Linked DNA regions of Homo sapiens: region 1 is linked to region 2. The links are chromatin loops, found by intact Hi-C in ENCODE. Cell type or tissue: transverse colon. All regions are shown on one strand. Each heading gives the region's core, and the rest is flanking DNA. Links, peaks and the distances in the headings are about the cores only. Region 1 has its middle 63 kb from the start of CLDN18. Region 2 has its middle 130 kb from the start of IL20RB-AS1.

Region 1 (2,921 bases), core at 161-2,660, 840 kb after region 2:
TTTAGATGAAGTCTCACTTTGTCACCCAGGCTGGAGTGCAGTGGTGTGATCTCGGCTCACTGCAACCTCTGCCTCCTGGGTTCAAATGATTCTCCTGCCTCAGCCTCCCAAGTAGCTGGGATTACAGGTGCCTGCCACCACACCCGGCTAATTTTTATATTTTTATTAGATACAGGGGTTTTCACCATGTTGGCAGGCTGATCTCAAACTTCTGACCTCAGGTGATCCGCCCACTTCAGCCCCCAAAGTGCCGGGATTACAGGCGTGAGCCACCACACCAGGCCTTGGGTCTCTGTTTTTTAATAGCCAGATCTAATTCTAATTGATACAGATGGATCCTGGCTAAGCATTTCCCAGGTGTAGGTTGCTCATAGGGAAAAATTGTCCACTTTGGAGGAGACTCAGCTATGTTATACAATGACTGTATTGGATCTCTAGCTAAAACGATATTGCCTTAAAATCATATTCTCATCATAGCACTAAGATGGTCAGAGCTTTGGCTGGGGCATTAACTTGAACCTTTCTTGAATGTCCAGGGATGCCAGCCTGGAATGTAGGTGTGGGTTCCTTTATCCCTGATCATTCTAGGCCTGTGATAACCTATAACTACTAGGATGACTCCCTACCAAGTCTCCCCTCCAGAAGCCACCTTTCGCTTGCAATGTCCTGGCTTTCAGATGCTGCTCTGGTAACAGCCTCTTCCCCTAGATTGTTAAGATTTTCTTCACCAGTGGTGGAGTCCCAGGATGTCCTTTCTAGGCACGCATGAGAATAAGCAAAATATTTAGTCTTCACTTTCTTTTTTCTCTTTTGTTTGTTTCTTTTTTTTTTCCTTTTTTGCCAGCGATATGACTATTTTTCATCTACTACAAATTCTTTAAGTTCTGATGCCTAAATTTGATTTTCTGTTTTACGGTAGCATTTGTAATTAAGTTTCAAACTTTGAATCAGCTTCCAGATGCAAACCTACCACTCATCTTTTGTGTGATCTTGAAAAAACAATTTGCCCTCCCTGAGACTCAGTTTCCTCATCTGTTAAATGAGTGCCAGTTTTAGCCGATCATCTGCAACTTACCTTTGCGGGGGCGGGGCGAAGGGGGGATTGTTTGTCCTATTGCATCCGTAAGTTGCTACTGCCCTCTAGTGGTCATAAGATGATTTGATTTCCTCCAAGAAAGTAGCCCCGGGGCCTGAAGGCTTCCTGGAAACATGAAATGCAATCTTCAGAACTCAACCATGTAACAGGCGAGCTGTATTGTCACATCCTATTAGGATGCCACAGGGAAGGGCAAACTAAGAAAAATGCAAACATTAGGTGAACTGTGGGATAAATGTCTAATTTAAAACAGAGAATAAATAAATCTCACAACTACCATCACAAACTTGGCAATACCTTAAAGGTGTCAGTGACATAAAATAAGCCAAAACTGGTAGGCAAACTCTATGTTCTTTGTAAGATTTCAGAATCCTCTCTGGTATATCTTAGCATGTACCAAGATTGGGAATCAGAACTAAAACAGCTTTCAACTTATCCTTGCTATACAGTGGCTCCTTTGTTGTCCATTTTCATAGCCCTAACCACCTTGCACATGGTCTAATATTTAGGAGACATTTAGTCAACTTTATGCAGAAGGAAAATAAATCCACACAGTTGCATATGTCAAATTGCTCATCCCATAGGGAGAATATTAACAGCTGATATTTAATAAGGACTTAACTCTGTGCCAAGCATTTAATATGCAATCACTCATTGAATTCTTATGACACTCCTATGAAATAGATGTAATGATTACCATAACCTCTTTACTATAAGGAAACTGCCCAGGCTCATAGCAGAATTGCATTCACTCCCCTCTTGAAGTCAGGCATCACCACGTGATTCCAGTGAGCCAATGAAGTGTGAGTGGAAGTGGCCTCGGTTCAGGCCCCCATGATAGCATTTAAGAGTTACATGACCTTGGGCACATTTCTTGACTTTTCTGCACCTCAATTTCTAACTGTGTGATTTTGAGCAACTTACTTAATCCTCTGTGCTTCTGTTTCTTCATCTGTAAGCTGAGAGAAGCACTGTCTCACCTGGGTTTGTGAGGATTCAGTGAGATAGTGTGTAAAGGAGTTGGCAAGTGTAGACAGTCAATAAATGCAGTAATGTTTTTATAAAATTATCAGGATTTTTTTTCTTTTTTTTTTTTTTTTGAGATGGAGTCTTGCTTTGTCACCCAGGCTGGAGTGCAGTGGCGCAGTCTCGGCTCACTGCAACCTCTGCCTCCCGGGTTCAAGTGATTCTTCTGCCTCAGCCTCCCGAGTAGCTGGGACTACAGGCGTGCAGCACCACACCTGGCTAGTTTTTGTATTTTTTTTAGTAGAGACAGAATTTCACCATATTGGCCAGGCTGGTCTTGAACTCCTGACCTTGTGATCCACCCACCTCAGCCTCCCAAAGTGCTGGGATTACAGGCATGAAACACTGTGCCCAGCCAAATTGTCAGGATTTTAAGAAAAGCTATGCATTTATATTAGGAATATTTTTGAAGTTGTTTAAAGGTGAAAGAAGGAATTTCTATGGCACAAATGAAGAACATGGGAAAGACCCAATGCAGAGCACGTACTTATGTTAAAACAAGTTGTCAGCATGTTCTTCCCAATTTGACAGGACTCTTGATAGCAGCTCAGCTACACCTTTGGAAACCCTGAGGGCACCAGCTTGGTTTATAGGCTGCTTACTGGGCTCTGCTGACTCACATATTCCCCTTGTCAATGCTGCATCTACTCTGAGCCTGGCACTGATGGCCAACAACAAGCCTGAGAAGCAGTGTCCCATCCAGAGGAGACACATGCATTTGTAGAAAGCATAGCTGGTGGAGAAGTAGAGATGGGACAGGGAATCAAGCAGCCTCTGATGAGAGGCACCACTGTCAGAG
Region 2 (2,921 bases), core at 247-2,746:
GCATCACCATTTCCAATGAGAAAATAAATTGCTTCTGTGCAGTCGCATGCAAAGCAGAGAGCCCTTTTAGCTGGCTGGAGCTGGGAGGTTGATAGAGAGCAGGAATTCTATGCACCAATTGTTAGTGGGTAGAGCTAGGGATGATTTTTCATTGTCTGCTGAACTCCAAGCATACCCTCTTGGAGTGGGTCTCAAATTTGAAAACAAATCTTCACAGTGACTTTTCCAACCTGCTTGGCTTTAGAAGGATGGAGCTGTTGCCCAAATTTTTCAAAATCCCACCAAGTTGAGTGACACCACTTCTATTTGGGCAGAAATATTTCTACTTGTCATGTAACACTCCTATCTTCAACCAAAGCTTTGTTTACACAAGCAGAGGGATTGTGCTGCTGTTAAAACGTGGGCTTTGTGGTTAGGCAGAGCTGGATTTTAACTGGAGCTCTACCACTTTTATCAGCCCTGTCGGCTTGGACAAGGTATGACCACCACAAGGCTCATTTTATGCACCTGTGAAGTGGAGACAATGACAGTACTTACTTTATAGGTTACTGGAATTACTATTACCCTGATTACAACTATTATTATAATGTAAGCCAATTTGAAAAGATTCACCTGACTCAAGCAACTGGCTGCTTTGGGCTGGTTAGTACGCTTTAACCTGTTGTTTTCAAGCTAACTTTGAGAGGTTTGGTTCATAAACTTGTTAACTCAATTTTTCTGGAAGAGTGATTTTCAAATGGGTACGCTGTCTCCACCTTTAAGATATTGTTTCAGGATTTTGACACAACATGGCTCCCCCAAAAATCTCATTTAATTTTACATTATGGTTTGAATTTAGAAAATTCTATAGAAATAAAACATTTTTATTCCACCATTCTAACTGTGGGCTAGAAATTGTGACAAACTCTTCTTGGCTGCTAGGGCTATGTGGAATACAGATTCTAAAAGTGATCTTGGCTGGGTGTGGTGGCTCATGCCCATAATCACAGCACTTTGGGAGGCCAAGGCAGAAGGAACCCAGGAGTTTTGAGACCAGCCTGGGCAACATAGGGAGACTCCATCTCTGCAAAAAATAAAAAATTAGCCGAGCTTGGTGGTGCACACCTGTAGTCCCAGCTATTCAGGAGGCTGAGGTGGGAGGATAGTTTGAGCCCGGGAATTCGAGGCAGTGAGCCATGATCATGCCACTGCACTCCAGCCTGGGTGACACAGCGAGACCCAGTCACAAAAAATAATAAAAAAAAGAAGTGCTCTTCAAGGTGGAGAGAGATGTGTATGTGTGAGATTTTCGTGATGAAGAAAAAAATCACTAAAACCACCTTAGAGCTGATTTCTCCTTTTCACTTGAACTCCTGCAATTCTGTTACCTGCCACTAGATGTGTGTGAGCTCCATTAAGCACTGCAGCTGTTAGGACTCAGAGATATCAGCATAATACATCTATTCCCAGCTAATCCGGTTTTTCCACTTGTTCTATAAAATATAATTTAATTTTATCTATTGATTGTGTTTATAAGAAATACCATCTGAGGCAAGATGGAGGAAAAGAGAGTTAGTGAGTGGGGTTAGGCCATGCATCCTCAAAGGTCAGAATTTACTCCAGGGGGGATGAAAATTGGTTCTTGGGAGGCAAAATCTAACTCCTCTTATGGATAGAGTGGAGATACTCAGACATTACCTAAATGGATATATGGTATATCTTTTGTTTTAAAATCAAATGGGGTAGAAGTTAGGGAAAAATGCCTAAAACTGCTCCTTAGGCAGGTGATAAATAGATAAAGCCTGAGAAATCCAGCTTAGGCTTCTGTGGTGGTTCATCTGGTTTTTGAAGATGTGATGGACTGCTGAGGCCCAGATGGTCACTGGGCTTTTCTCAGGGCTCAGAGTCTCCAGATGTGCTCAACTCCCCGACTAGGCTTTCTGCATGGAGGGGCTTGGAGTGAAAATCCTCCAGCAGCTTTTATACTCCTATAAATACATTACCTCAATGAGCTTGCTTGCAATAGCTGCCTTACTGCATTTTCTTTCTGATCTTCAACTTGGCCTTCAAAACCTATCCCTTTTGTATTTTCCCTGATATTGCTGTCTACTTCTAAAATAAGAGAGGGAGAGACTTCCACTGATGGGTGAACCTCTGTTTTGTTTTGCTCCCAACTGTATAACCCTTCACTTTCAGACAATAGGTGGGTGAGTGAGTTACTGTGTTAATCCACATTATAGGCTGCTCTTTCCACTCGTATAACCAATTCCATGCAGGACTTGGCTCCACAGGTAAAGGAGCCCGCTGCTGTCTCAGGGTGGAGGTGGGTGTCCTTCCCTCTCCACAGCCGGGCAGAAACAATCCTGCTTTACTTCCTTCCACTACAGGAGCTTATTTAGGCTTCTAATGTTTTTTTTTTTTTCTTTTATTTCTCTCTACAGTCGTGTGCCCCACAACGACATTTTGGTCAACAATGGACTGCATATACCATGTGGCCCCATAAGATTATAATAGAGCTGAAAAATTCCTGCTGCCTAGTGACATTGTCGCTGTTGTGATGATGTTGTAGCTATTGTAGTAGCACAATGCATTACTCACGTGTTTGTGGTGTTCCTGTTGTAAATAAGTCGACTATGCTGCCAGTTGTATAAACGTCTAGCACATGTAATTCTGTATAGTACACAATACTTGGTAATGATAATAAACGACTATGTTACTGGTTTATATATTTGTTGTACTATTTATCATTACTTTAGAGTGTATTCTTTTTACTTATTAAAAAAAGTTAACTGTAAAACAGCCTCAGGCAGGTCCTTCAGGAGGCATCCAGAAGAAGGCATTGTTATCATAGGAGATGACAGCTCCATGCATGTCATTGCCCCAGCAGACCGTCCAGTTCGGCAAGATGTGGCGGTGGGAGACAGTGGTATTGATGATCCTGA

Evidence for each region. Peaks named below come from ENCODE experiments on the same cell type or tissue, not always from the same donor. Only the 100,000 strongest peaks of a DNase experiment are listed, where the experiment ranks them.
Region 1: a loop joins it to region 2, with 3 times the contacts of the local background. A loop is called at or near these places in 77 of 110 quality-filtered maps.

Annotation. Positions count from the first base shown.
Region 1 is chr3:137,945,424-137,948,344 of GRCh38, forward strand. No RefSeq gene overlaps it. Among named protein-coding and RNA genes, the nearest start is that of CLDN18, 63 kb to the right of the region's middle. RefSeq lists an enhancer at 777-1,278. In transverse colon, for the core only: a CTCF peak has its summit at 1,156 (motif pointing left); a DNase peak (open chromatin) is centred at 1,088.
Region 2 is chr3:137,109,203-137,112,123 of GRCh38, forward strand. No RefSeq gene overlaps it. Among named protein-coding and RNA genes, the nearest start is that of IL20RB-AS1, 130 kb to the left of the region's middle. In transverse colon, for the core only: a CTCF peak has its summit at 1,370; no DNase peak of the experiment used is centred there; H3K27me3 peaks cover 922 bases.